Linked DNA regions of Homo sapiens: region 2 is linked to region 1. Evidence: chromatin loops called from intact Hi-C (ENCODE). Cell type or tissue: endothelial cell of umbilical vein. All regions are shown on one strand. Each heading gives the region's core, and the rest is flanking DNA. Links, peaks and the distances in the headings are about the cores only.

Region 1 (15,742 bases), core at 7,034-15,033:
TACTTGGGAGGCTGAGGCATGAGACTCACTTGAACCTGTGAGGCGGAGGTTGCAGTGAGCCAAAATCGCACCACTGCACTCCAGTCTGGGCGACAGAGACAGACTCCGTCTCAAAAAAAAAAAAACATAAATAGATGCTCAACATCATTAGTCATTAGAAAATGCAAATCAAAATCACAGTGAGATACTATTGTCCCATCAAAATAGCTATAATATTTAAATTATACTATTTTTAATAAAATGGCAGAATAAATAAAGCCATAGAGATAGAAAGATTAATGTTCCCTACTAGAAACTAGCAGGAGCAGTGAATGAGGAGTAACTGGTAAGGAGTATGGATTTTTGGGTGGGAGTGATGAAAATCCTCTGGAATTTGATAGTGGTGACAGACAACTTTGTGAATATACTGACATCTACTGAGTTGGGCACTTTAAAGTAATTTAAATGGTGAATTTTATGTTATGTAAATTTTATCTCAATTTTTTTAAAAAACATACAAACTATGGTCTCTGAACAAAATGGAATTAAATTAGAAATCAGTAACAGAGAGATATTTGGAAGCTCTCCAAATGTTTGAAACTAAATAACATACTTGACATGGTTATGGGACAAAAAAATAAATCAAAAGTGAAATCGGAAATTATTTTGAATTATATTAAAATGAAAACACAACATAACAAAATTTTTAGGTTACAGCCAAAGCAGTGCTTGTAGGGAACTTTATAGTGTCAAAATATCTATATCATTAGAAAAGAAAATATTAAAGCAATGACATCAACTTTCTCCTCTTAAATAGCACTTCCTGGAAGAGGCCTTCCCTTATACCCTTTGGGCAGGAACTCTCCCTCACCTCCAGTTCTTCTCCATACATCAACCCAGTTCATGTTTTAGGAACCTACAGAAAGAAGAGCAAATTCAAATCAAAGTAAGCTGACTACAAGAATTAATATAGATGAAAATAGAAATAAGTGAAATATAAAAAGAAAACAATATAAAAAACAAATGAAAGCAAAAGCACATTCTTTCAGAAGACCAGTAAAATTGATAAACCTCTATTTAAAGTGATGAGGGAAAAAAGACACAACTTATCTATGTTAGGTATGGGTATGTGAGATAAATATACATTCTACAGATACTACGAGGATAATAAGAAAATTTCATTTTTAACATTATATCCATTTTTTATTTAAAACTCTCAGAAAGCTAGGAATAAAAGGGAATTCTTCAATCTGATGGAGGTCATGTACAAAACATTTAGAGATAATTTCAGACATAACAGTGAAACAATGAGTGTTTTTTCTCTAAGATTAAGAACAAGGCAAGGATATCCTCTCTTATATTACTTCTAGTCCATTTTTACTGGAGGTTATAGCCTTCTAGCCAGAGCAAGAAAGCTAGAAAAAGGAAAAAAAAAAAAAAAAAAGGCATCTAGACAGAAAAGGAAGAGGTAGAATGTCATTATTTGCATACATAATTTATTTGCATACGTCCATTCCATTCCATATCCCAACCTGTCAGAGTTTAGTTATCTTTATTCTGCAGGCTGGGATCTGGGATGGAATGGAAGCTCTTCAGCCCCAAGGGCATCCTACAGACACAGTGCCTCTGCACAAGGCATGTACAACCCTAGGCCACAGTTACTACGGAGGCCGGATACCGCTTTAGAAGATAATCTTTATCTAAGGATAAAACCTGCCTTAACAACTGGCTAATGAGCTTGAACCTGGAAAATCAGAGGTAAGAGAGAAATGGATAACAGGAAAGGAATTTGAATGGCAATAGCCGGAAACAAGGAAGAACCCTTGGACAGGTGAAGCAATGGCAGCTGAAAGAGGGCATGACATGCTGAGTGAACACATTGGAAGAGACTGGAGCAAAATGATAGGACCACCCTGGGCCCCAGCTCTGGCTTTTACCATAGAGCTATTTGATCTTAGGCAATTACTTTAAACTTTCCTTCTTGTCTGAGAAATAGGAATGAACACACAACCTACTTCACCTGGCTGGCTCCCTCTTGTCATTCAGGTCTCCTCTTAAACATCACTTTCTCAAAGAGGCCTTCCCTTATCCCCCTTCTGCAGGAAGCCTCCCCACCTCTCAGATCCTCTCCATCATATCAAATCAGTTCACTGTTTTTCATAGCATTAACATAATCTGAAATTAATTTGTTTATGTATTTGTTTATCATCTGGGGTGGATCTTTGAGGTGAGTTAATAAAGGTATTACTTAACCAAGCAGATTGTTGGCTTTGAAAATAGGATTGTTTTGGCCGGGCGCAGTGGCTCACGCCTGTAATCCCAGCACTTTGGGAGGCCAAGGCAGGCAGATCACCTGAGATCAGGAGTTCAAGACCAACCTGGCCAACATGGTGAAACCCCATCTTTACTAAAAATACAGAAATTAGTAGGGCATGGTGGTCCATGTCTGTAATCCCAGCTACTTGGGAGGCTAGGCAGGAGAATTGCTTGAACCCAGAAGGCAGAGGTTGCAGTGAGCCAAGATCGCGACACTGCACTCCAGCCTGGTTGACGGAGTAAGACTCCATCTCAAAAAAAAAAAAAAAAAAAAAAAAAAAAAGAAAAGAAAAGAAGGTTGTTTTAAGGATGAAAAGGAATCATATGTGCAAAGCATTTAGCACAATACCTATGAGCTATAGTCAGTAATTGTTCTATAATAGCCATTATTATCATTATTCTTGTCACTGTTACCATGATTATTTATTATCACACTGTAGGTGCTCATTAAGGTGTTGGTTGAATTGAAGTGCTGAGCATTAGGCCAGGGAGGCAACATAGAGTAGTTTTGAATGGCCTGATGTGCTGGGCTCTGTGCTGGTAACACGGTCAAAGCCCTCAACCAGAGCAGCCCACTAGGAGGGTCAAACCAGAAAAAAGTCCCAACCTTGGACAACCAGACCACAGCTCCTGGCTAGATGCACAGCTGGCTGGCTGCACAGCTACCAGGTCTGAAACCCACCTCTGCAGTCCCTTTCTCGTCCCTCTTCATTGCCCTTCAGGAGGTCTCCTCCCCATCTGACCAGAATAATGTATGTTATACCTGCACTGTATACAAATTTTTTTTTTGCAAACTTTTTTCATTTATGGTCCACTTTTTTCTTTCATCGATGAATACTAGTCCTTCTATCCAATCTCATACCATCCCCGTGAGCAAGTCTAGTAGTGGGTTATATGGGAAAAGCTGCCTATGGTCATATCCCTTTGAATGGGTTGATTCACAGTCTAGCTTCTTGTTATGAAAATATAATCTGTGCTTGTAGCAACTCACCTTTTCCTTGCAGAAAATGGAACAAGTTCTCAAAGACAAAACTCTTCTAAGCAAACTTTGATTCATTTTTCTATGAGATCATGAGAAGAAGATGTGACAAAGAAAAACTGAGCTCCTGAGGGGATGGCAGAGTCCAGTGATGACAACTGATAAGGGCAGGTTCCAAAAGGGTGTGCCTGGTGTGTACCATGGTTCTGCCACTTACTAGCTAAAAGATATGAGATGAGTTTCTGAATGTCTCTGTGTCATTCATGGGTTGCTGTTAGGAATTAAATGAGTTACTGGATGTAAAATGAGTTGAGAGAATCTCGTACCTAGTAAGCATTTGATAAATGTCAGCCAAGAACAAAACAAAAGAACAAGGCAGAAAAGAGACACAGCTGGAAACAAACACTGAGACAGGAAAAATACCAAGAGGTGTCAAGATGTGACAAATGGAAAGTTAGCCCAACAGAGGAAGTCAAGGTGTGTATTAGAAAGCTGCTAGCATCCGCCGGGACCTCAAACCCATGGAGAACACAATGTGGCACTATAGGACCCATTACCCATAAGAGGTCTGTTAGGAAATAAGGATATACCCTCCATGGGAAGGATGGGATTGAGATAAAGTTTGGGCTTCCAATTAGGCTTTGGTTCAAAGTCTTTTTTATGAGACTTGAGATGTCTTTAGCAAACATTTGGAATAAAGTCTGTATTTGAATTGCTATAAAACAGCACTTGCTCACCTTGGGTAATAGGAGGTCAAGATGGGGTTGGCTGGTACTAAATAATGTCAGAATGCTCATTTTGTTCTCCACATTGGCCCCTAACAACCACACATAGTCAGTTTGCCTTCCTGGCCTGTGGGGCACCACAGCCTCTGGCTGTCAATTAGGATGTGGCTATTCATTGTCCACTGATGACAACCACAAAAAACCTCCTATAGAGGTTTGTGCTAAGGGGCTTCCTCCTACAACCTAAATGCAAAAGGACACCACAGAACCCTCAGGTTTTAACCAATGTCCTCTTTACATACAAGAACCAGAAAGGTATTTAACCAGCCCAAGAAGAGGAATCTATTAGAAAGTCATGGAACCCAAAGGCAAAAAGTGTAGCAGGTTTAGGGTCGAGAACCTGGGCCTATAGAGCTTCCAGAAACCAGGTCAGTGGTCTGCTCCCAGAACTGCCATTGCCCTTTCCACTCCTTCTAGGGGTATGTGTCTCTCATTTCCCACTCCCTGAAAATCTGCTCATCCTCCTTTCATTCTATGTACAGATGGGCTTTCTTGGCATCATTATTCACACAGTACGAATGGCAGCCCCAAAATGGTCACCTGGATCTGCTGGTTTACATATCCTAAATTCCTGGAAAATAGCCTAATTCTTCCCAGGTGGATCAGATTTCCAACTTTGGTACAGAAAGCTGTGGCCATGATGTAGGGATCATATAGTATAACAATAGATACAGGGACCCAATCTGTGTTTGTGTGTGTACATAGTGGGAGTTGAGGAAGTTCTTAAAGAAAGGGGTATGGGTTTTGCAGGCTCCCAGACATGCCTTCCTACCAGAGGCTTTCTCTGGTAGGTCAGGAGAATGGATGAGCAAAGGATGGATTATAGACTGGTGTGTGTATGTGTGTGTGTGTGTGTGTGTGTGTGTGTGTGTGTTTTCATGGTAAATTGACTTCAAAGCTAAAACTCAGAACATGAGGTCCTAGATTAATTTATCATCACCATCAACATTTGGTCTAATTGACGTACTATATACTACACATATTTAAAGTATACGATTTGATAATTGTTGGTATTTGTATACACCTGTGAAACCATCCCCACAATCAAGATAGTGAACATATCCCTCATTACTAAATGTTTTCTCATACCCGTTTGGTAATTTATGTTTGCTGCCCCTCCCTTCATCAAACTACTGATCTACTTTCTGTCCCCATGAATTCATTTGCATTTTCTGGAGTTTTATAGGATTGAACTATATTGAACTATATGGTAAATAATCTTTTTTGTCTGGCTTCTTTTACTCAGCATAATTAGGACACAACCTTATTGCTGCATGTATTAATCATCTTTTTCTGTTTATTGCTGAGTCATAGTCCGTTGTGTGAATGCTTTTTTAAACATTTTTTAAACAAAGCTTTTCAGAGTTCGCAGAAATAAAAAAAAATGTTCACACTATGAACCCACAAAAGTATGTGGCAGGGTGGATCTTAGCAAAATTTGAAATAAACACTTCACTCAAGTTGCTACAAGTCGGCGGAGCTATTTATGTTGGGTTTAGGCAAATGATTAGCAAAGAATATTGATAGCAGCAATTTCTAAGTAGTGTCCCATAACTGCCTTCTTGATACTCACTCAGCAAGAGACAGTATGTAACTTGTTCAGGGTCACAGAGTTTATAAGCAGTGGAGCCAGGATTGGAATCCAGGCAGAACTTGCCACGGTCGCCTAACTGGAATCACTGTCACTGTTCACTGCTGCCAGTTACCTTCTTGAACCAGATCTAATGTCACTCCCTTGCTTGAAATCTGTGGACCACCCTCCCCACTCCCTCAATAGCCCAAGTCCAGGTTTCAATGCATTTATCCGTCTATTCATTATAAATCGACAAATAACAAGAAGCTCTAACATTTGTTTCAAAGCAATTTTACATACAATCTCTCAAAAACCCTGGGACATAAGCAGGTGAGTCAACAGTTCTAAAAAGTTTCAATAGCTTGTGAAGAGGCAAGACAGCAAATGTTTGTTGCTGGGACCCAATTCCAGGCTGTAACTGCCTTGTTAGACATGTACCTTGAATACCTTGAGTGTCGGACACATTTCTTCCTTGCTTATTCAGTGCTCAGAGCTTCCTGCCATGTTTCAGGAATGTCAAGTTCTTTGATCTCTCTCTAATTTTGCAACTGCTGTTTCTTCTGCCAGGTATGCCCTGTACCCTGCTTAGTGAAGACACAAATCCTTCATGATTTAGCTCAAATGTCCCATCTCTTTTTGAACTCCCTTAACAACCTGTTAACATCCTCCATTACAGCACTGGCCACATTAGATTAAATGCATTTGCTTGCCTGACTCTCTTTCCCAGTAGAGTGTGACTTCCTCTAGAACAGAGATTTATGAGTGGTGATCATGGCCTGAGTTAGAAATCTGGAACTGACTAGTGATGGAAGATGGAGAAGAACAAGAAGGAATGTTTGAGAAATGCATGATTAATGGCTAAGGTGTGTTTCTAGTTCTTCCAGGATTCATGCAACACTGAACCAATGTTTATTAAGAACTAGGCATAGTACTACAGGCAGAAATAAATGGTAGATAGGAAAAAAATAGTTGTGTGTTTATGTTTATGTATGTGAAGAGAGAGAGAAGAGGAGGCATAGTGTGTGTATACACATCTAGTACAAATATAGCAGGTTTGTACATGTTTACATATATAGTGTGTGTACATATAATGTGTACACATATATACTATACAGTGTGCTTATATATGTGTGCATATATACAGCATATGTATATAGTGTTTAAATACATCTATGTGTACATATAATAGCATGTAGTCATAGAGTTTGTGTGTATAGTGTGTACATATATAGCGTGTCTACATGTTACATGCATATGCACATATACATGGTGTATGTGAATATACATGCGTATACACATTGTGCTTATTTACTAGAATGCAATGCAGTAGGACATTTATAGACTACATTAGGAGATGGTAGGGAGGATATTAATTATAAACAATACAGGTATTTTTTAGTAAAATGAGGAGCACCTTGAGGCTTGCCTCCCTATTGTGGTGAAAGAAGAGCCATTGAAGAGAGAAGGAACAGCTGGAGAATGAGGATGGAAAGGAGTTGAGAGAAACCTCACTAAAGCAAAGCAAGAACCACATTCCAAGATGAGCTGGTTTGTAAATAAAATTCCTCTAAAAAAAAAAAAGAAGAAGAAGAAAAGAAAGCCAAGGAAATGGAACACCAAGCAGGGAAAAGTCACTGGATTTGAGAATTAGGAAATTAGTAGGCAACCCAGAGCAAAAGTTTCCAGAGGAATGGGAGTAGAATGACTCAGAGGTAAAGAAGTAGAATCAAACAAACATAGACTTCTTTCTCTTTATAAAACTTTTGCCTTGAAAGGATGGTGGGAGAAGTAGCTTGTGATGGAAGCAGAACCAACAACTTGGCTTTATTTGATTCCCCGGAATATGAGCGAGCACAAGCATGTTTGTGAACAAAAAGCTTTGACCATTCTGAACTGCAGTCCTAGCACTCACACTGGGAAGCATCAGTCACAGCAAACACGACTACAGCCAGGATTTCGGATTCATCTAGCACTTTGCGTCTAGTAACTCAAAAATCCCTCACAACAACTCAGCAAGGAACAGTCTATGATCAACAGATAAGGAAGCTAAGGCAGAGAGGTTAAGTACCTTATCCAAAGCCACTCAGCTAGTAAGTCCCAGAACCCAGATTCCCACCCAGGTAATCTGGCTGCAATAGTTGCGTTTGTAGCACAGGTGCAATGAAGGATGCAGAAAACAGTCCTTGACCTGCCTCCTGCTCTCCCAGGGCTTGCTTAGACTGGCCTTGCTCTACCTCCCCTGGCTTTCTCCCCTACCCAGGCAGAGGCTTTGGCAGCCATGTGGAAGTGAAGTAGTGGGCCAGGGTAACACTGTTTTAGGGGTAGTAACAAAGGAGGAACAACAGAGGGAGGCCATTTGTTGGTGTTGCAGGGTTTGCAGCTCTCTGGCAGTTATCAGAAGAGAAGCACAGTATACACCACCAGACCTAAGTTTAGTAGAACTGGCTCCCACTCCTCCTATTTTGTAATCTGGAAAAAAGTACTTAACCTGTGTGGGTACCAATCCTCTATCCATAACAGAGGTGATGATGATAATAGTAACTATTCTACATCCCTATGGTGTTGTTGTAAGGAGCAAGTGAGAAATTGTGTGACAGCGCATGCGCATATGAACTTTTTCTTTACTATTTTTATTAACAGGTTCTCAAGCTATCTGAAAAATTGCTCATCCTTTCCACTTCCGCGGTTCTACCTCCCAAGGCATTAAAAACTGTTAAGACATTCGATTGTAAGAAAGTATTTCTAAATCCAAATTGTGCACTTTCCATGTGTATAATTTGCCCAAAATCTAAAATTACCTTATGCAGTGATGCAACATGATACATTTTTACAATTCTCTGAGGATACGCTGTGATAAATTGTTATTATCCATGATTTACAGGGCAGCTTTGGAGTGCCTACAGCTGCTTACAACTCATAGTTGCACCATAGATTCCACACCTGCCTGTTTATCCGTCTCTTCTTACTCCAGGTGCCACGTGCATCATGATAATAATATACTACCGTCAATGTAGCATTTTCTCCTCACATCTCACTTCCTCTTTTCATGGATTTCACTTTTATAAATCAATATCATCTTTAAATCCCAGCCTGGTCCTGATACAGACAGAGGAGGAGGTAACTTCAGTCAAGAAGCTAAAGGAACACACACGTTGAAGGGAACATGGGAAAACTGGCTGTGAGCTTCCACATTCTGGGGCATTCTGCCAAACATTTGGAGGGCCTAACCATATTTCTTGGGAGTCTCATTTGGCAGACCGTGGAGACCAGGTCTCTAAATGGATGCTTTACCTTTAAACATGACAGTTTGGTTCAAATATAATGAGCCAAGAATTACACACAAAGCTGCCATTCTTTATATTGTGTCTAAATTGTCTTGATTTTTAACTCTACACTATATATATTCCAAAAACAAAACTAAAATGAATAGGCAGGAGTTAGATGGGGTGAGTGATGGGTGATGGGTGTGTGGTTAATAATAGGAATATTTACTGTCATCTGCAAGAACATCTGGGACACCTCCTCCTTTTCCACATGAGGAATCAGGGATCCAGGGCCAAATTTCACTTTATCTTTCTTTTAGAAAGGGCTGTACCTGCTGCATGTATGTTTTAATTAAGAAAACTGAATATACAGAAATTCCAGATTTCAGAAGCAATGCTTTGATGTTCATTTGCAGTAGCTATGGATGGATTCATGAAAACAGGGGCTTCCTCAGAATCCCCTTGCACATCTATCAGCCACTCTAGTGTATACTATTGACTCACCAGTTTTGCAAAGCAAGGCACGCCTCCAATTCTGTTCTTCCCCTAATCCATTCCCACAAATAATAAAATGATTGACTGCTCAGCGTTAATCTTTCTATGAAACTTTACAGAGTAATCCTATCATTTGCCTGTTATACAGAAATCAGCTGAAAAGCATTAAGAATATTAGCGTGTTTTTCCTCCATGAAATTGCTAGAGCACAACAAACAGAGCCCCTTCTCCTGCCTCCTTTTCTCTAACAACCCCCAACAGAACACCCTACACCCAGATTCCTCTCTTTCCATGGTGAGGCTGATGGAGGCTTAGAAGGACACTTGGTATGCCCGCTCCCTCTTCCCTTTTTTATCAGTCAAAATACCAGTGAAACGGAAGTCAATACTTATTTGATTCATGGTTTTTTTTCCTTTTTAAAGCACGAATAACATTTCTTTCAAAATAAATATACAGTTCTATAAAAAAATATAAGAAGGTACTATAATTCTTGGTCACTGTCCAGCAGAAACATGTTTGATTGCTTTTAGAGTCAGAAGTCAACACCATCCACAAAAATACATTCTTTTAGCCAGGTTTTAGAACACTTTGAAACATAGAAAATTCCTTATTCTACAAACAAGTCCTTTTAGAGATATTCTAAATATGCCAGTGATGAATGTCTAATTCATATGCAGGATTCAAGGCTATTGAGGTGAGCTAGACTAAGAATACCAAGAACACAAAATTGTATTGATACACAAACAGTATGTAAATTACTTTGTCAGATTACAAAAATGCATCAGATTTTATCTATGGTTTTCATAGATAAACATAAAGCAATAAGTTAGTTGCTTTAAAAAAATATATAGCTCAGGTGTTTCTCTTCATTCAAGTGTGAAAGGCACAGCAGTCCCGAGTCTTAGGGGCACCCACCGCAGCCACATCACCGCGCTGGGACAGATGCAGTCCGCAGCGTTCCCAGTATTTTGTCCCAGTGTGTAAAGTACGGAGCGAAGTTGCAGTTAAAGTGAGAGTGATGCAGGTCGTGGTGCACCACACCCCCGTACCACCCGAAGGGCACCAGTCTGTGAGTGGACCAAGGGAAGTTGTAGCCGGAGTGGTCCTCCACGGAAAGCCAGATGTTGACCACGTGGAAGGTCAGGGTGGTGAGCGGGTGGCACCCGAGCAGTGTGACGTTCATCATGTCGAAGAAGCCCAAAGAAAACAGTTCCCAGACGCTCATATACTGCGTTGCCAGCGCGAACGAGGACGAGTTCTGGTGGTGCACCTTGTGGAAGGTGCGGTACAGCCAGGGCACCTTGTGGTGCAGCAGGTGCCACACGAAGAACTCCATGTCGAAGAGTAGCAGGCAGAACAGGATGTGGTGCAGCAGCAGGAGCAGCTCGGGAGCTTCGTGGGGCAGGAGGGCCGGGCTGCGGGCCCAATGCAGCAGCGTCACGGGGAACACAAACATCACATGCTGGTAGAGGGTCTGCCCCAGGCAAGGTAGCAGCTGCTGCGCGGATGGCGAGAAGTCAGGGTGGATCTTGTAGCGCCGCAGGGCGGGCACCCAGGAGCACAGGATATCCAGGACCACGAAGGGCAGGCAAAAGCCCACGTATGTGGTGATGGAGAAGATGACCGGGAAGAAGGGCGACTGTAGGAGGGCCTCCCAGCTCCTCAGGTGGTCCCAGAGGGGCTGCAGGAACAGCTGCCCGGAGCTGCAAAGGACCTGGGGGTCGGAGCAGTTGTGGCAGCTCATTGCGAGGCTGTGCAAGGCAGCTGAGGCTGCTGCTCGAGTCCCATCGACTTTTCACAGGACTCACGGCCCCGCCCCGAGTGATGTCAGCTGCCTTTCCATCCCTTTCCCGGCGATGCGAAGCTTGAATAAGCTAGCAACCCGGCAGAGTGGCCCTTCATTGCTGTAAATGTGCTCATCTATAGCCGCATCTTACCGGCTTTTAGATATGCGTGTATGCAGTGGCACTTCGTACTTTTCATGTAAGTTCTGATTTTTCAGTTGACGTACAATTAACACGGGACACAATGTACAGATCTACCGTGTGGAGTTTCTATGAGTTTGGCAACTCAGTTCACGTGTGTCATCACGGGTCTCAAACTAGACCGTTTACATTGCCACCAGAAAGCGCTCCTTTGCAATCAATGCAGAATTGTTTGTGTTTTTTAATGCATACGTATAACTGCATCCATGTGCTTTCATAAAGACGCAAGCATAATCGCATTTTAAAAACTGTTTAAAGCTACATGCGGTCTGTAGCTCGGGTGTTTTCTGAGAACCCGGTTGCGGTCTATCCAGCGGCGATCGAGAAACGAGCCCTTTGCACAGGGAACCGCTGGTCCCCGAACGCCGGCGGTGACCGTCAGCTCAGGAAATCAGACGGGAAGGGTGGCCGGATGGGAACCTCCGCCAGCTCCAGCTTGTCCCCAGAGTTTTCCTGGCCGGCGGGCAGCAAGCTAGAGAGACCACGCACGCAGGCTCTCCGGGAGAGGCCGCAGCCCGGCCGCGTAGCTACCCTCGGCGGCGCGTCCCGGGGCGCCGGGCCCGCGATCGGAGCCGGAGGCACCGCACAGCGGAAAGAGGGCTCCGCGGCGGCCAGGCTCAGCTTTGCCGGGAAAATGCTGGATTTAACTCCCAGTCTGCGCCAATCTGGCTAAAAAGCCCGTTGTATCTCAATTTGGGGCGGGAACACTTAATTCAGCAAACCACCTGCGTTGTTCGTCAAGGGAAAGAGATGTGAGTTCCTGAAGCCTCCCGGGAGGCTATTGAAGGACCAGGTGATGTCGTCACTACCCTACCCTTCCCCTTGTTGGCTTTGCGGGGCCAACTTGCAGTCGCCCTCTGCCACCGGTCCTTGAATCCACTCCGGGCCCACGGAGCCCGGCTAGGGGGCTAGTCTCTATCCCCTGCGTTTCTCCGCCACCCATCTGGGGTCCTCGGGCCAGGGGCCACCGAGCACAAGGAGGTCGGTACTAGGAGAGCTCTTGAGAGACCCTGGGAACAGCACAAAAATCCTCGCGTTCAACCCGGGGTCTGACACATGACACGATACAAGGGCCCCTTAGGGGATAGACGTTTTAGACACCAGCTTTGAAGCCAGGGAGCACTCCTAATTCTTGCTTAGTGTCTTGTATCTATGTGGTTGTGTCCAGCCCTTTACTCCTTGAAGCTTGCATTTTCTTATCCCCCCGATTCCCCACAAAGGGAAATTGGAGTATTAAATGGAAAAATAATAAGTCTACCGTGTAAAGCCCACCTACTAGGTGCCACGCATTGGCTAAATGTTTTATCTGAATTGATTTTATCCAATCCTCAAAAAAGCTGGCTTCCTCACCCTGCCAAGAAGTAGGATTATTATTATTGCTGTGGGTTTACAGCAGTAAAATCATAGGTCCTAGCACACAGCAAACACACCAAGTAATATGCATGGTATTTTAAATTTGTACTCCACACGTTACCTAAAGAATAACTGAGAAATTTGAAATTAAAATCAAGTAAGATTATGTAAAGAGAAATAAAAGATATAACGCCATCTATTATGAGGAAAGAACAAGTACTACAAAAATATGGACCAATATATGGGCCTAAAACTAAGATCATATATGGTATATATGCATACATATGATATATATAATATGCCAATTCATAATATGTAATATATAAGATATAGATACATATAATAGGCCAATTTGTAATTCAGAATCTCCTAACTGGTGTGTGTCCACTAACTGCCACTGATGGAATACTGACATTCCTTAGATGCTCATTCCCAGGAGCCCTCAGCAGTAGCCTCTAGCCCTACAGCAGCCTTTTTATTTAACCCAGGGTACTATGAAAACATTATTATATTCTGCTGACATATTTGCTGTTGATGAGATAAAGGTTCAGAAGCAGTGTTGAGTTTCTTGACAGCCAATACAAAAAGGGAACAAGGGTGAATTTTTCTAATGCTGCTGCTTTGATTTCTAGATGATAGCAGAAAATAGGTATAATGTAGGCCCCTAGTTGCTTCCAGTTAAACAACCTGTCCTTCCAAGGCTCTCCACCTCTACCGCCCATGCGCCCCCACCCCCCACAACATCTCCTCCCTTCCCCAGTGTTGTTTTCACTTCACTTTTAGGGTAAACCAGAAACTTTTCTTCTCATTCCGGCTAGACGTGGTCTTGTCCTTGATGCAGTGTTTCAGAGAAGAGCGTCCTTCTCACTGCTCCAAACGGACCATTAGAGCTCACTTTCTCAACATTAAAATTGGATTTCTGCTCATAAGTAAAATATCACTCAAATTTACCCTCAACAGAAGTTAGCCCTCAAATTTCCTTTCAGCACACATTGTCCTTTTCTTGTGGTCTCAGTTATCATGCTTGGGTGCTCTGGTTGCGAGAGCAAGAAAGATTTTTTTTTTAAGTGAGTGGCATTAGCAGGTTTGCTTAATTTGGATTTAGCTGCTAGATTTGCTGTCAAGACTGTCTCCTTTGAGTCCCCAGCCCCAACCAACCCATTCATTTTCTGCTTTGGTGTATCCACCGTCTATCGCTGTTAGAATAATGTCCATGTGCCAATTACAGAAGGCCGTGGGCAGCAAAACTTGAGAGCGCTGGCTTCAGCCTGCTTTGTCCATACTCTCCCCCGTGACTTTGTGGCACTTTGAAGGATAGCAACTAGCTTCTCTGCCATCTCTGCACTTGCAGCTGACCAGGACAGAAGTTTTTGTCTAACATACAAATGCAACCATCCCAGGGAAATTGATGAATTACAGTCCTGTTAGTTCTCCACTCTATATCATGTGGAATGCTGAACAATATGTCAGGTAACCAAAAACAGCATCACTTAATGGACCAAAATAAAATTGAACACTATCAAGTGCTGACTAAGGTGGTATCATTTCTTGAATTTGGCACATGCGCACCTTTAAACAGTTTTTATTTGCACAAAAATGTAATAGCTTGCTAGATGAATAGGTCTTTTTAGAGCACAGGGTGTATCTTCTAGGACTTCTTCTCACAGTGCCAAGCATTGCATCTTGTATGTAATGAGTGTTCAAAAGATATTTGTGGACTCAAGATTCATTTTAAAGGACATTAGCTCTAAATTGAGGCTAAAAAACAAATCTTTTTTTTTTTTCTGGAGTACTGCTTGATGTAGTTTGGATCTACCCACCTGTAAAGATGGTTTTCCCTAAAACGGGGTGTTTTCTGATTAGAACTTTGGCCACACCATTTCTTGTCCAATTGATGGTTTTCCGCAAAAGGGGGTGTTTTCTGACAGGTAGCATTAGAACTTTGGCCACGCCATCTCTTCTCCAGTTGATCATGGCTTCCTGCATATGGTTTTTATCTTAGTATGGTTTTTCTGGCGGAGTTGGAGGACAGGAATCTTTTATTTTCTGCTTATCACAGGGGTCAAATCACTTTTCTGAGAGTACAACAGTCAAGTTTGTGCACACTCATCACAATCTCAAAGTTATGTGGCACCAACTTACCAAAAGACTGTGGATGCTGCTCCCCTTCCCCCAGCAAATAGAACATGTAGTTAGCAAAGCCTGCCATCAATCACATAATCCCTTTTTTAAATGACCTTTATGAATTTCTTTTTCTTTCTCAAATTAGGTAAGGCCATTTGGGCATCTGTTTAATCAAAACTGTTCCTGGCTATTAGAGATGTGTAGTGTTGTGTAACAGGGAAGACTCATAGAGGTGGAATGATCTCGAATATCAAAATCTAATCCTTCATTTTAAAGACTGAAGATTAAAAATTCAGTCTCAGAAAAGTCAAGACAAGGCTAGCTAGGGATAAAAAGCAAGTTACAGCCAAACTGAGCAGAAAAGGGCCAGGGTTGGTTCCAAGGTAAGTATCTCTTCAGGAGGAGTTTGGTATTGGAAGGGGTCATTGAAGCTGCTTTTATGTGACACTTTACAAAAGACTCAGAAAACATTAATTAGCCGTGCCAAAAACAATAGGAGATGCTGATAAAGAACATGGGGATGTTAGCTTCCTCCAGACACTCTCCTGATGCTCCTATTAGTCCAAATACTGGTGCATATTTGGTTTTAAACACTTTCTATTCTGATCCACTTACATGTCGCATTTAAGTGGGCGCTTCTACTCACTTATACTGTTGAAACTCTCATCAACCTCTCTGAAACTTTTAAGGCATATAAAATCATCCCCATTAAAAAGGCATTCCCTTGCCTGTAGAGAAACAAATGCTCGCCTCACCTGTCAAAGGGATTATTGCAAATATTAAAGCTTTATGAAAAGGCTTTGAAACCCCGTAAGGCACAACACAAAATGTGAAGTATTATTTTCAGTAATGCTAAGACAATTTGACAAAGAGTTTTGCTTGCTTAATTT
Region 2 (15,742 bases), core at 2,996-10,995, 63 kb before region 1:
CAATGAGATACCACCTCACACCAGTCGGAATGGTGATTATTGAAAAGTCCAGAAACAACAGATACTGCTGAGGTTGCAGAGAAAAAGGAATGCTTTTACACTGTTGGTAGAAGTGTAAATTAGTTCAACCATTGTGGAAAACAGTGTGATGATTCCTCAAAGACCTAGAGGCAGAGATACCATTTGACCCAGCAATCCCATTACTGGGTATACACCCAAAGGAATATAAATTATTTTATTATAAAGACACATACATGTGTATGTTCATTGCAGCCCTATTCACAATATCAAAGACATGGAATCAGCACAAATGCCCATCAGTGACAGACTGGATAAAGAAAATGTGGTACACATACACCATGGAATACTATGCAGCCATAAAAAGGAATGAGGTTATGTCCTGTGCAGGGACATGGATGGAGCTGGAAGTTATTGTCCTCAGCAAACTAATGCAGGAACAGAAAACCAAACACGCATATTATTACTTATGCGTGGAAGCTGAAAAATGAGAACACATGGACACAGGGAGGGGAACAACACACACTGGGGCCTGTTGGAATGGGTTGTGGGGGAGACCATTGGAAAGAATAGGTAATGGATGCTGGGCTTAATACTTAGGTGATGGAATGATCTGTGCAGCAAACCACCATGGCACAGGTTTACCCATGTAACAAACCTGTATATCCTGCACAGGTACCCCAGAACTTAAAATAAATGTTGAAGGAAAAAAGAAAAGTAGGGGAAGGACATTCTTGGCAGAAGGAACAGCCTGAGCACAAGCACAGAGGAGAGAAACAGCTTGCTGTTTTGGAGACAAGTACTATCATGTCACCAGAGGTGAGTTTTGATGATGATAAACTGATACGCTCTTACGTGCGCATGTCAGAAATTCATTTCATTCTCCATCTCAGAAGGACAGCGTTCCAGAAGATTATTCTGAGCATAGTACCTAACTCAGTGGAATCTCTCCACAGTGGAAGTCACTTTTTATTACTAAATAATGATCTTTATCTTCAAAAACTCCTGGGCCTCAAAGAGTTAGTCTAATTAGTACACATAAATTCATAAATCCAAGTTTGCAAATTGAGTGGATTTTGATGATTCATTTCTGTATCCTCTCTAACCCTTAAGACTGAAGCCACCTGTTTATCCTCTCTGTGAATTTCCTTGAAAAAATTTTTCTCTGAGCTGTTAGTGTATTTACATTTGGCTTAAGAAATTTTCTATTTTCTACCTCATTCTTGACTTATTCGTTACCTCTACATTTCTGCAATTTCTTGGAAGACAGAGCCCATGTTCATTTTATTTTGGTTACAATGCCTTGCACATAATGGCTAGGCACTTTAAGATGATGAAATAGTTGATAAAGTTTCTGCAACTATGGAGTTATTAGTAGAGAAAGCAATCAGCAGTGCTTCTAGCCCTCAGGGCCCTGGGGATGCACTGAGAAGAGTTTTTGAGTGCATTTCTTCAGGGATTATTTTTAAAGGTAGTCCTGGGCTTCTGGATCTTTGTGAAAAGGATCCCTTTGATACCTTGGCAACAATGACTGACCAGCAGTGTGAAGACTTCACATCCAGTACACAGTTTGCATTCAGACTCCTTGCATTCCACCAGATATACAAAGTTATAGGCATGGATCCATTACCACAAATGAGCCAACATTTTAACATCCATGACAACAGGAAATGAAGAAGGGATAGTGATGGAGTTGATGGATTTGAAGCTGAGGAGAAAAAAAGACAAAAAAAGATTATGATAACTTTTAAAAGGTGTCTGCAAATCTTCAGTGTTAAAAAAACAAAAAGTGCCCATTTGTTGGCTGTTTTTCATTCATAATAATGTCTACATTGAAACATTTATCAAGAATTTAAAGGATTTCATGGAAGAACCAAGTTTTTCTATGACATTAAAAAATGTACAGTGTTATGTATTATTTGAATGGAAAGACACCAAAAAAAAAAAATATGCTCCGACTAGGGGGAAAACAGTGGTTCCAATTTTTTCCCATTATTTTGATTTTATTTTCTGGTTGCCTTAGCTTCCCCACCCTATTTTTGTGTCTTCCATTAAGCAGTGCATTGTCATATTAAATCTTTACTGTATTTAATGCAGGATTTGTGCTTCAGTTGTTCTGTGTATTTTGATATTTTTATTTATAGATTTTGTTTGCTTTTTGACACGAGTTGTTAGTTTATGTTATAGATGATATCCTTTACCCCTTCTTAATATTGTACAGTACTTTTTTTGTAACGTGAGACTGAAGATTTTTTTTTTTGTTTTTCTATATGTGAAAGATTACAACTCAAAAAGTTATCCTGTCATTCGAGTGCTCAGAACGGAATGTTTCTGCAGATCTTGTGGCATTTGTCTCTAGTGTGATATAGAAAGGTGTAATTAAGACAGATTTCTGTTAATCTAATCAAGTTTGCTGTTAGTTGTGCATTAGCAGTATAAAAGCTAATATATACTATATGGTCTTGCAACAGTTTTAAAGCCTCTGCATAATTGATAGTAAAAAATGCATGACATTTTGGTCTTTAATAGACTTTTAAAATTATAATTTTAGGTTTAACATGTAGATCTTTGTACAGTTGACTTTTTGACATAGCAAGGCCAAAAGTAGCTTTCTGAATATTTTTTTCTTGTGTATAAGTGGAAACGGCATTTTTCACATATAAGTGGGCTAACCAATATTTTCAAAAGAACTTTATCATTGTGCAACTAACAACAGTAATTAGCCCTTAATTATGGTGACAGTTCCTTATTGGGGAGTGTGTGAGATTATCTAGCAACTATTACAGTATAACACAGTTAATCTTCTCCACACACCCTATTGCCCAGATAATTTACAATTCTGTTAATAGTGAGGTTGATAAAGTATTACTGATAAAAAAAAAGATTAAGAAAAAAACAGAAAATTATTTGGTGTGGCCATCTTACATGCTTATGTGTCTTCTACACAAAGCTAAATATTCTAGCAGTGATGTAATGAAAAATTACACCTTACTGTTGATGTATGTATGTTCTGGTACACAGATGTCATTTTGTTGTCACAGGACTACAGTGAAATACACAAATAAAAAATTAAATTAAAAAAAAGATCATCTGAAGGCCAGGCACGGTGGCTCACGCCTGTAATCCCAGCACTTTGGGATGCCGAGGCGGGCAGATCACGAGGTCAAGAAATCAAGACCATCCTGGCTAACATGGTGAAACCCTGTCTCTACTAAAAATACAAAAATTAGCTGGGTGTGGTGGTGTGCACCTGTAGTCCCAGCTACTCGGGAGACCGAGGCAGGAGAATCGCTTGAACCTGGGAGGCGGATGTTGTAGTGAGCTGAGATCGAGTCACTGCACTCCAACCTGGTGACAAAAGGAGACTCTGTCTCAAAAAAAAAAAAAATCTTAAAATGATATGTTGCTTATCATTAGTGATAAAATCAGATTATGCTCTTACATGAATTTTAATGGTGTTTAATTCTTCAAAGTAGATTTTTAAATGCTAAATATGTCTTTCCATATAATATTTGGAGACCTAAGAGTTGAAATAGTGGTATTTCAAGGTAGCTTGAATAAAGTGCATTGACAGACACTTCTGTAAGATGGCTTTACTTCATCCTTCTGGTATTCCCTATTGCCCAAGAAAAAAAATCTTTATGGTTCCTTTGAATTTCTTCTATTCTTCGGTTATGCTTCAGACTGAAGGCTAAATTAATTTTATTTCTAGATTCTGGATGCTTAAGATACTTCTTTTACAATTGTTTTCTATTAACAAACTTCATCCAATAACCCCAGAGATTAGGGGGAAAGGAAAACAAAGATGTACAGGGTGCCTCCTCCATGAAAGATGCTGTACTGTGTGTTTTCACATCTGTGTCTCAATCACTTCTCACAAAAGCCCTGTAAAAATAGCATTAATATTAATAATAAGAGCTGACTTTTATTGATTTCTACATAGAAGATCTCATTTGTTTGAACACTAATCTTAGGAAGTAAGGTTGATCTCCCAGTTGTACAGATGAGAAACTCTAAAGCTTATGGGAGTTAAAAACACAACTGGGAAATCATAGTATTAAGATTTAAGCTCTTATATTAATTCTTCCAATGGCTATGCTTTTAACCATGAAGCAGTACTGCTTATCTGTAAATTAGAGAGCATAATCTCCATTTTAGAGATGAGAATATATTAGGTTGGTGCAAAAGTAATTGTGTTGTTTGCCCTTGAGTGATGGCAAAACTGCAATTATTTTTGCACTAGCCTATAGGTTCAAAATGTGCTCAGATCACACATTTAATAAATAGCAGGGCCCAGATCAGATTTGAAAGTGACTACATCTAACTCCCAAATCTGAGTGCTCCACCTTGCACCACACCTTGCTGATGCAAAGAGCAAGTTTTCAAGGTGGACTACAATAAAGCTACTTTCCATTTAATTCTAGATGTGGGACTAACTTTTATATATTATACTACCAAGGCAGGGAATGAACTGGGATGAGCTGACACTTCATCATGACTAGAAAAGCCTGTCTGGCCAGGCGTGGTGGCTCATTCTTGTAATCTCAGCAATTTGGGAGGCCAAGATGGGAGGATTGTTTGAGCCCAGAAGTTTGAGGCCATCCTGGGCAACATAGCAAGACCTCATTCCTACAAAAAAAAAAAAAAATTAAAGAGTATCCAGCTGCACTGGCATATTCCTATAGTCCCAGTTACTCAGGAGGCTGAGGCAGGAGAATCACTTGAGCCCAGGGGTTTTGGGGTTGCAGTGAGCTATGATTGCACCACTATACTACAGCCCAGGCAACAAAGGGACACTGTAGGAGAGAAAGAGAGAGTAGAAAGGGAAAGGAGAGGAGAGGAGAGGGGAAGGGGGAGGGGGAGGGAAGGGGAAAGTAGGGGAGGGAAGGAGGGAAGGTAGGGGAGGGGAGGTGAAGGGGAAAGGAAAGGAAAGGAGAAAGGAAAGGAAAGGAGAAAGGAAAGGAAAGGAGAAAGGAAAGGAAAGGAGAAAGGAAAGGAAAGGAGAAAGGAAAGGAAAAGAGAAAGGAAAGGAAGGGAAGGGAAGGGAAGGAGAGAAGGGAAAGGAGAAGAGAAAGGAGAAGGGGAGGGGAGGGAAGGGAAGAAAAAGCCCGTCTGGCCCAGACACTTTTCTGAGATGGCCCAGTGGGGGAATCTTGATCCTTCCAATGGGCCAATAATGAGCATATGCTTCGGTGTGCCAAATCTGCCTGTGCCACTTTCCTCAGGACTTTTCCTACAAGACAGCAGGAAAAAAAAAATGGTGGTTTTCCTTCCTCCCTGGGTTTCTCTTTGGGTTTCCTTGGGTTTCTCTTTCACTTTTGTTTTTCTAATTTGTAACCCAACCAAGATCATGGGAGGATACACAGCACCTGTTAAAGGGACTTGGGATTTTTGTCAAACAGGCCAGGAATTCAGTACTGTCCACATGATCTTTTCTAGACTCCATTTAGTCTTCGTGTGGTCCAGCAGCATCAGCATCACCTGGGATCATATTAGGAATGCAGATTCTCAGGACCCTGCTCAGACCTACTGAATCAAACTTTGCATTTTAACAAGATCCCCAGGTGATGTGCACACACATTGGAGTTTGAGAACCCTTGCTCTAGAGCATGATAACTAACATTCCAAGCCCCAATTTTCTTGTCTGTAAAATGGGAATGATAAGCAGGGCATTTTAGAGGATAATAATAAATGCAAAGGGCCATGTACAGAAACCTGACTCACAGTAGGTATTTAATTTAAAAGATCAATTACAATTTTATGGTTATTATTATTATCCCAATTCTCTCCAGATACTATTTCATTTTTCAGAAACCTCATCTGTCTTTCCTGCTCTACTAGATATTTTCCACTAACATACAAACATATATGGGACTGTTTTCCCCATCAGAATAATACAGAGACAGAACTCCTCTCCTGATGCTACTTTGTCTCCATCATAGCCACATTTCTCTCTCTCCTTCCCTTGATATCGAAGCATCTCAAACAAGTTGTCTAGACATACTCTTCGTTCTCTCCTTCCCTTCTCTCTTGAGCCCAGTCCAAGCAGGATTTTGTCCCCAATACTCCACCAAAACAGCTTTTCTCAAGGACATCTGTGACCACCATGTTTCTGAATCCAGATTTCCTTTCTCAGTCTTCATCTCACTTATTTAGTGTATCAGCAGCACTTTTTGCCTTAAAATACATTTTCATTTTGATTCCAGGACACCACACTCACCTGACCATCCTCTTACATCCCTTGCTATTCCTTTTCAGTCTCATTTACAGGTACTTTCTCTCTTTTATACTTGTACATATGGACATGCTATAGGGCTCAGTATTTGGACCAATTTTTTTTTCTGTCTACAAATCACTCCCTGATGACCTCATTCAATCTCAATGACTTTAATTATAATATCATCTATGAGGTAATAACTTCTAAATTATATCTGTAGCTTGGAACTTTCCCCTAAACAATAAGCTCGTCTATATAACCAACTACTATCGTCTCCAGCCATCTGCATAGCTCGTTCGTTCACTTCCTTAGTCTCTTTACTTAAAAAAATCACTTTCTCATTGAGACGGGCCCTGGGCATCCTAAAATTCTAACTACCCTTCCTCCACATGAAAATACACACCTTCCTTTCCTTTTTATTTTTTCTTCCTAGCACTTATCACTATCTAATGTATTACATGTTTTAGCTTTATATGCCTTACTTATTATGTCTCCCTCCTCCCTCACTTGAATGTAAGCTCCACTAGAAAAGGATCTTTGTTTTCTTTTTTCTCTACCATATGCCCTGTGCCTAGAATAGTGCGTAGCATATAATTGTTGCTAAACAGTCACTAATCAAATGTAGGATTCCACTTTACAGCTAAAGGAACACAGGCTCAGGATGGGCGTTCCCAAGGTCACAGAGCCAGATGATGGCAAAGCTGTGAATTGAACGCTAGTGTGTCTGACACCAAATCTCCATGTCAAATACTACCTATATTTGAAAGAGTTTTTCCAGGGCCGCTTTCATTCTTCAGCTTTTGTTTTTGTAAATGATATGTTTTGTTGGACTCAGTGCTCTCCTCTTCAGCAGGACTACATTTTCTATTAAGACATGTTAACACGCCATCAAATAATTAGGAAGTATCAGATTATCTCACCTGAAGCATCGTGTTTCCAAGTAATCTGTTTCAGAGAACTTGAATCAAAGCAAAACGGGAAATGAATAATGTTTCCTTTTAATTTCTTCCTGTCACCTCTTCTTTCCTCTGCCTCAACAAACAGTACTTGGATATTCTCACAGAAACAGTATAGGAAGGGGAGGTTTATCACATTCTATGGCTCCTCTAAAAATAAGGTCTGATTTAAAACATCAGGAAACACACTTCTTTTCTCTGACTACAGAGTTAGCAGTAAATATCCTTTCCTTTTCCTGCCACTGCAGCCGCAACAATAGGACTTGTGGAAAGTGAGTCTAACTTATGCAAAAGTATTACTCCTAGCTCTGCCATTTTCCAGCAGGGCTGTCTGGATTTCTTCGAGTTTCATTTTCCCTGTATAAAGTGGGAATAATAGCATTACCTTGGAAGGTTGCTGCAAGTAAGTATTAATAAAGATAACACACACAAAAAGCTTAGGTTGAGGTTTATAAGCTGTTATAAAAGTCAACTTTCTTCTGACTTCAATGAAACCAGCTCATATTTGTAGGACTTGTTGCTGCTTATTCACTCCAGCAGTATAAAGCAGATGGATTGGGTCCCTTAGCGGGAAAAGCAAAGAACCAGCTTCCATGTAGCTGTGGGGGCGCTTGGCACATATTATCTCTAGTTCTCATAATGACACTATAAGGTGAGCAGAATTAGCTCCATCTCAGAGAGGAGGAAACTCAGGTTCAGAGATGGTAAAGAATTGGCTCTGGGTCATGGATCCAACCAGGAGCATAACAAGAATTCAAACTCAGGCCTAACTCCAAAGAGTCCATTATTTCCACCAGAGCAGCACCTCCATCATCCCTCAGGCCCAAGTAACCCCTTTCCCGGACACAATTTGCCTGTAATGGACTCTCCCAACCTTGGAAAAATAACATCACCCAAACAAGCCCAGCCGTCACTCAAACAGAAAAATGTACATCTAATTGCATTTTTTTTTTACTTTCCTAAGGCATTTCATATCCATTTTGTCCTCTCCATCCCTGATGGCACTGCCTGTTCAGATGTCTACATCTCTCACCTGAGTCATTATAATTTCTCCCTAACTCATCTCTGTGCCTCCAGTTTCCCAGCTGCATAATTTATCTTCATGTTGGTGTCAGATAGGGCTTACTGAGCACAGATGGGGCCTTCCCTGGCTCTGAATTCTTTGAAAGTTCCCAATTGCCTACAGAGTAAATCTCAAACTTCCTATCATGACGTGCAACCATCTCTCCATGGTCACTTCCTGCCACATCTACCATGTACCCTTTGCTTCTTTCATAGTGGGATCCTTATTGTTCCCCAAATATGTTGAGCTCAAGTCATGCTTGTCCGTGTAGTTCAATAAACTGAAGTGCTAGTCTCTAACCAGCAAAGTCTTTCTCATAGTCACGCTCACCTGTGCATATGGGAGTATGGTTGAAGATAGATTTTTCTGGAAGACTATTTGGCAAAAGATACCAGAATGGTTGTGAATATCTAAATCTTTATCCCTATGTTCCACTTCTAAGAATTTATCCTAAGGATAGTTCAGAGATGAATACAAATATGTTTAATGTTTGTTTATAATGCTTTCAAGTTGTATGCAATCTAAATGTCCAACCAAGGGGAATTTATTTTAAAAATATAAAAATGTATAAATTATGATACATTCATATGATAGGAGCAACTGGGTCTTTAATTGTAAATTTCAAAATGTTTAGTCCCCTGAAAATATTTCTACAGTATAAGAATGGAAAAATGTAGGTTAAAAAAAGGGTGCATACCTTATAATTCCAATTCTTCTTTTTTCCTTTTTCTTTTTTTTTTTTTTTTTTTTTTTTTTTTTTTTTTTGAGATAGAGTTTCACTCTGTTGCCCAGGCTAGAGTGTAGTGGTTTGATCTTGGCTCACTGCAACCTCCACCTCCCGGGTTCAAGCAATTCTCCTGCCTCAGCCTCCTGAGTAGCTGGGATTACAGGTTCCCGCCACCACACCTGGCTAATTTTTGTTTATTTTTTAGTAGATATGGGGTTTCACCATGTTGGTCAGGATGGTCTCAAACTCCTGACCTTGTGTTCCGCCTGCCTCTGCCTCCCAAAGTGCTGGAATTATAGGCGTGAGCCACCGTGCCCGGCCTATAATTCCAATTCTACTAAGGAAAAATATAAATACACATGTATGTGTGTATATACATGTTCGTTAAAAAGACTAGAAGTATATATGCCAAACACAAATGTTGATTATCTTTTAGTGTAGATACTGTAAGTTATTTTAATTTTATTCATTGTATTTTTTATATTTTTTAAACATGTAGTGAGCATGTATTTCTTTATATGCAAAAAAATACTTTAAAAGTTCCTATTCGTCCTTCAAACCCTACCACAAAATCCTCCTCTGAAGGCTTTCCTAATTCTCATGGTCCGAATAAATCCATCTTCCTTTCAACTTTCAGGGTAGTCTTGCTCCACTTCATCTTATAGTATAGTAGGTTATTTATATGTCTTATTTAACAACTAGACTGAGAGTGTCTGAGCACAGGCTCCAAGTCTGACTCACCTGGCACAAGTTTCACCCATTCCAGGAGGCCTTCCTCAGCAGGGACTTAATGAAATATTTACTGAAAAGGGAGACACTGATGCATCTTTATAGATGTAGCCTCATAACCGACTTATGACTGGGACTCATTTGGAACAGAAATGGGTGTGTTGTAAGAAAACATTTGGAAATTTATGCTCAGTGTTGGAATGTCAACAGTGGGGATTTTATGCTCAGTGTTAGAATGTCTGGTTTCTGATTATAATTTCCTATACCTTTGTATCTCTCTCCCATGAACACAAGTGTCTGACAACCATGAGTCCATGCTGCCCATACACTGCTGTCTTACACTGTAAGAGAGAGATGAGGGACAAGGAAATCAAGAACCATGCAGTGGTGAGTGTGGAGGAAGTTTGTATTGAGTTGAATTTGAGAGGCAAAGAGAAAGTCTTCATGAGAGCAATGGGTTGAGAGATCTTAAGAGCAAAAGAAATGAGAAATAAGTTTTTTTTCCTGATTTTTATTTTTTGGTTTAGGGTGTACATGTGCAAGTTTCTTAGATGAGTAAAATGCGTGTTCTAAGGTTTGGGATACAAATAATCCTGTCACCCAGGTAGTGTGCATAGTTAGTACTTCATAGGTAGTTTTTCAACCCTCACTCCTTCTCACTCTGCCTCAACTAATCCCCAGTGTCTATCGTTAGTACCTTTGTGTTCACATGTATCCAGTATTTAGCTCCTGCTTATAAGTGAGAACAGGTGGTATTTGGTTTTCTGTTCCTACGTTAGTTCACTTAGGATAATGGTCTCCAGCTGCATCCATGTTGCGAAAAAGCATGATTTTGTTTTTTATGGCTGTATAGTATTCCATGGCATATATGTACCACATTTTCTTTACGCAATCCACTGTTGATGGGTATCTAGGTTGATTCTATGTCTTTGCTATTGCGAATAGTGCTATGATCAACATAAGAATGCATGAGTCTTTTTGGTAAAGAGTTTATTTTCCTTTGGATATATGCCCAGTAATGGGATTGCTGGGTCAAGTGATAGTTCTGTTTTAATTTCTTTAAGAAATCTCTACACTTCTTCCCACTTTTGCTGAACTAATTTACATTCCCACCAGCACTGTATAAGAGTTCCCTTTTCTCCACAGCCTCACGGATATCTTTTATTTTATGACTTTTTGATAATAGCCATTCTGGCTGGTGTAAGATAGTATCTCATGTGGTTTTGATTTCCATTTCTCTAATGATTAGTGATGCTGACCATTTTTCATGTGTTTGTTGGCTGCTTGTATGTCTTCTTTTGAGACGTGTCTGTTCATGTCTTTTGCCCATTTTTTAATGGGGTTGTTTGATTGTTGCTTGTTGAATTGTTATATACCCTATAGATTCTAAACATTAGGCCTTTATTGGATGCATGTTTTGTAAATATTTTCTCCCATTGTGTAGGTTGTCTCTTTACTCTGTTGATAGTCTCTTTTGCTGTGCAGAAGCTCTTTAGTTTACTCAGATACCACTTGTCAATTTTTGGTTTTGTTGCAATTGCTTTTGGGGACTTCTTAGTCATAAATTATTTGCTAAGGCTAATGTCCCGAATAGTATTTCCTGGGTGTTCTTCTGGGTTTTTATAGTTCTAGGTCTTACATTTAAGTCTCTAATCCATCTTGAGTTAAATTTTGTGGATAGTGAAAGGAAGGGGTCCAGTTTCACTCTTCTGCATATGGCTAGCCAGTTATCGCAACACAGTTTATTGAATAGAAAGTTCTTCCCCCATTGTTTGTTATAAAAGGTCAGCTTTGTTGAAGATCAGGTGGTTGTGTGTAGCTTTATTGTTAGGTTCTCTATTCTATTTTGTTGATCTATGTGTCTGTTTTTGTTCCAGTACTGTGCTGCTTTGATTACTGTAGCCTTGTAGTGTAGTTTGAAGTTGGGTAGTGTGATGCCTCTGGCTTTCTTCTTTTTACATAGAATTGTTTTGCCTATTCAGGCTCTTTTTTGGTTCCATATGAATTTTAGAATAGCTTTTTTCTAATTTTGTGGAAAATGATGTTGATAAATTCAATAACATTACATCTGTAAATTGCTTTGGGCAGTAGAGCTGTTTTAACAATATTGATTCTTCTTATCCATGAACATGGAACGTTTGTCCATTTGTTTGTGTCATCTCTGATTTCATTCAGCAATGTTTTGTAGTTCTCATCATAGAGATCTTTTGCCTCCTTGGTTAGCTGTATTCCTAGGTATTTTATCCATTGTGTAGCTATTGTAATTGGAATTATGTTCCTGATTTGGCTCTCAGCTTGAACATTATTGGTGTATAGAAATGCTACTGATTTTTACACCTTGATTTTGTATCCTGAAGCTTTACTGAAATTATTTATCAGTTCCAGGAGCCCTTTGGCAGAGACTATGGGATTTTCTAAGTTTAGAATCATATCTGTAAAGAGAGATAGTTTGACTTCCTCTCTTACTATTTAGATGCCTTTTATTTCTTTCTCTTGCCTGATTGCTCTGCTAAGACTTTCAGTACTATGTCGAATAGGTGTGGTGAGAGTGGGCATTCTTGTCTTGTTCTGGTTCTCACTGGGAATAGTTCTAGCTTTTGCCTCTTCCATATGATGTCGGCTGTGGGTTTGTCATAGATGGCTCACATTACTTTGAAGTATGTTTCTTCAGCACCTAACTGGTTGAGGGTTATTAACATGAAAGGATGTTTAATTTTATTAAAAACCCTTTCTGCATCTATTGAGATGATCATGTGGTTTTTGTTTTTAATTCTGTTTATGTGGCGAATCACACTTATTGATTTGGATATGTTGAACCAACAGAAAATATAATTTTATAAAGGAATAGGAAATGAAAATTTTGCTGTGGGATATAAATTCTGTCCTCATAGATGTTTTACAAGAGATTTTAATAAATATGGAAAATGCTTGAATCCCTTTCATTTAGCAGACTGTGTTTCTTTGAATGAGATTACATGCTAGGCTATGAGAAACCTCAGCTTTTATTCACTTAGCACAAGTAGTAGGGAGACCCAGAGCTTTTCTTCCATCTTTTGAATAGCCTAATGAAATAGTAGATCAATCTACAATAAGGATCTGAGTCAGACCCAACAATGACATTTCCTCACTTTGAACTGGACTCATAGTAACTCAGCGCGACACATTTGTTCACTCATGCCAATCAGACTGATTTATATATTTCTGTACCTATGATAAGTATTTATAAAATCAAATGTATTGATCAATATATTCTGTTTGGTAGTCAAAAATAAATCTTTTAAATTCTGAAGTGTCTGGGGTTAGGAACAATACAAAAGGTAGGCCATTTGTGACAGAAAGGTTTGAAGCATGCAGGTCAGTCATTTAAATCCTACAGAAAGATGGAGCAGATCATTTACTCAAGAAGCATAGAATCTGGCTCCTATGATTATGTTTCTATGTTTATTATAAGAAAGATGGTTATACCAAGGAGAGCTTCTAACAGCCAAATAGCAGAGACACACAAAGCTGGAAGGCCCCCAAAGCCAGATCAAAACATGTTAAACCCAGATAGGGTGCCTCTAAGCAAAGATCCACTATTAACAATTAGGACAATGTCAAGTACTAATTCTATAGGGAATGACACCTAACCTATTTTTAATTTGTGTCTTTATGCATTTGCTTTTTAAATGTTTAATATTCCCACATAAGCAAGGAGATATAGTCAAGTACTGTAGGATTTAAAATAGTAATAGATAAGCAGGTAGATGATAAATCGATAGGTAGGTAGGTAGGTAGATAGGTTAAATAAGTGATCCATTCTAAAGAGTTTTACAAGCTGTTATAAAGAATAGGGTAGAGACACATGTACTGACCTAGACGATATCCAGGATATATTGCTGTGCTGGAAAAAATAAATCGCAATAAAATATGTGTAATATGATTCTATTTATGTTTTTTAAGTGCACAAAATAACACTCTACACCTCTGCAGGTAGATAGATAGAAGGAGGAATCTTATAAAATAAAAAGTTATTACATGTAACTCCTTTATACATTTGTGAAAGAAAATAAAGGTAATTATGCACAATGATATTTGATCATTTGTGACCTACAAAAGCAGTAATTTTATGTTATCTAACAACAATTACAGAGGGAAAGACATCAAAGGCTGTATCAACTAATAACCATGGTTATCTCCAGAAAGGAGACTGGGACTAAGGGTTGACACTTACGATGACATTTTGATTATCTGAATTGTCTGAATTTTTGTAATGTGAAGTATATATGTATTACTTAGATAATTATTTACATAAAGGTGAGATTTACATTTAATTATTAAAGAAGGAAAGAAGACAGGTAGACAGGCAAAAAAACATTATGTGTTCTGGAGGCTTACAAAAATTAGGGAGCAATGAGGAGAAGGGAAAAGGAGAGTTTTGAAGACAGAGACACATTGAGATAAGGAAGACTCAAGAGAATTTTAAGGCAATATTGCTATAATCATGTATGCAGTTTTTTCTCTCCACTCCCAAATATACCTCAGATGTTTTCTTGCAAGATTAAAGGATGAGGGAGCTGGAGTTAGAAATGAAGCAGCTGTGAGATCAGTGCCATGGGGTGAGTTTCAAACAAATCGTCATATGAGTCACATAAAAAATGCTAATTGTCTGCCAGAGCAAATAATTATGGTGGCAAGACAGAGTAGAAAATCAATCACACATTTTTTTATAAATGAGTTTTAAATGTGGGAAAAACCTCTATGAGGCAAAGCTGTAGTTCCAAACATCCTACTCAGTAGGGGGTCACCAACTGGACACCACAACCATTCTTTCCCAGGTCACTCTCAGGAGCCCAGAGTAGTTGTATATGTATAATCGTACATACAAAGTGCTCAGTAAGTAATCGATAGCTTGATTTTGTTCATGAGGACTTAGCTTTTAAGTTTTGTGGCGAGCTTTGAAGTGAAAATGACTTTGAAGTCAATCCCAGACACTGGGATTGGCGCCTGACATGTATCGTCTCATCCAATTCACCTGATGATCCCACAGGAGGAAAATCCTATTGTGGTTCCTAAAAGAGGAAAATGAGGCTTACAGATATCAAGTAACCTTCCCAAAGTCACACAGCAAATAAGCAGAGTGGTTGGGAATTGAATGCAGAACTGTCTAATCCAAAGTCTGGGTTCTATTTCAGAAGGAAATCAAGTTCAAGATCACCATTTCTCTACCTCCAGCCCATAAACCACTGGGGTAAATTCTGATTGTGTCATCCAGCCCTGGCCCACTCCTTTGTCCCTCTGCATCTGTGGCAGAGAATTTAGAGAGCCCTCCTATCTTGATCCAGTTAGGGAAATACCAATCTAAAGAATATAATAAATACATAGGTTTACAAGCATGTACTTGTGTGTTCATTTATCAATAAAATTTATTACATATAAGCCTGGGTGCAGTGGCTCATGTCTGTAATCCCAGCACTTTGGGAGGCCTAGGCAGATGGATCACTTGAGGTCAGGAGTTTGAGACCAGGAGAATCGCTTGAACGTGGGAGGCAGAGTTTCAGAGGCTGCAGTGCACCACTGCACTCCAGCCTAGATGACAGAGAAAGACCCTGTCTAAAAAATAAATAAAAAAATAAATAAAACAAAAAAGTTATTAGATGTAATACCTTTATACATTTGTGAAAGAAAATAAAGGTAATTATGCACATACACAGTTGCAGCCACTTGACTATGTCTTCCTCAGGCATACTCACCTTTCCATCTCTAACTCCACAACACTGTGTGCTGCCTTGAACTCTCATTTGGAAATGGTACCGGCTCAGAACATGATACTGCTTTATGCATCTGTGGATTTTGGGAAATCCTGAAATACAGGAAGTTGTGGGTGGATGATGCATTAACCGGTTATCGCTGTTAAATCTAATCCTGTTGGGATATCAGATTGGGTTAGCTGAATGCCACCTACCTGTAAAGCTGAAGGGAGGGAAATAATTAGAGAAATCATTCTTCCCAAATGTGTCAGAATTGGGCTTGCTCTCTGGGGCCCACTGATT

Evidence for each region. Peaks named below come from ENCODE experiments on the same cell type or tissue, not always from the same donor. Only the 100,000 strongest peaks of a DNase experiment are listed, where the experiment ranks them.
Region 2: a loop joins it to region 1, with 2.8 times the contacts of the local background. A loop is called at or near these places in 3 of 110 quality-filtered maps.

The regions. Positions count from the first base shown.
Region 1 is chr10:89,196,159-89,211,900 of GRCh38, forward strand. It overlaps CH25H (cholesterol 25-hydroxylase), which reads right to left and starts at 11,159. Exons shown (of 1, transcript NM_003956.4): 1 at 9,471-11,159. The coding sequence starts at 11,134. The coding sequence ends at 10,316. LOC105378418 (a long non-coding RNA gene) reads left to right here. Exons shown (of 4, transcript XR_946180.4): 4 at 8,273-8,341. RefSeq lists enhancers at 5,500-5,669, 10,931-11,000. In endothelial cell of umbilical vein, for the core only: no CTCF peak of the experiment used is centred there; a DNase peak (open chromatin) is centred at 11,413; H3K4me3 peaks cover 1,651 bases; H3K27ac peaks cover 746 bases; H3K27me3 peaks cover 1,621 bases.
Region 2 is chr10:89,137,682-89,153,423 of GRCh38, forward strand. It overlaps the pseudogene LOC100289238. Among named protein-coding and RNA genes, the nearest start is that of CH25H, 62 kb to the right of the region's middle. In endothelial cell of umbilical vein, for the core only: no CTCF peak of the experiment used is centred there; a DNase peak (open chromatin) is centred at 7,290; H3K27ac peaks cover 792 bases.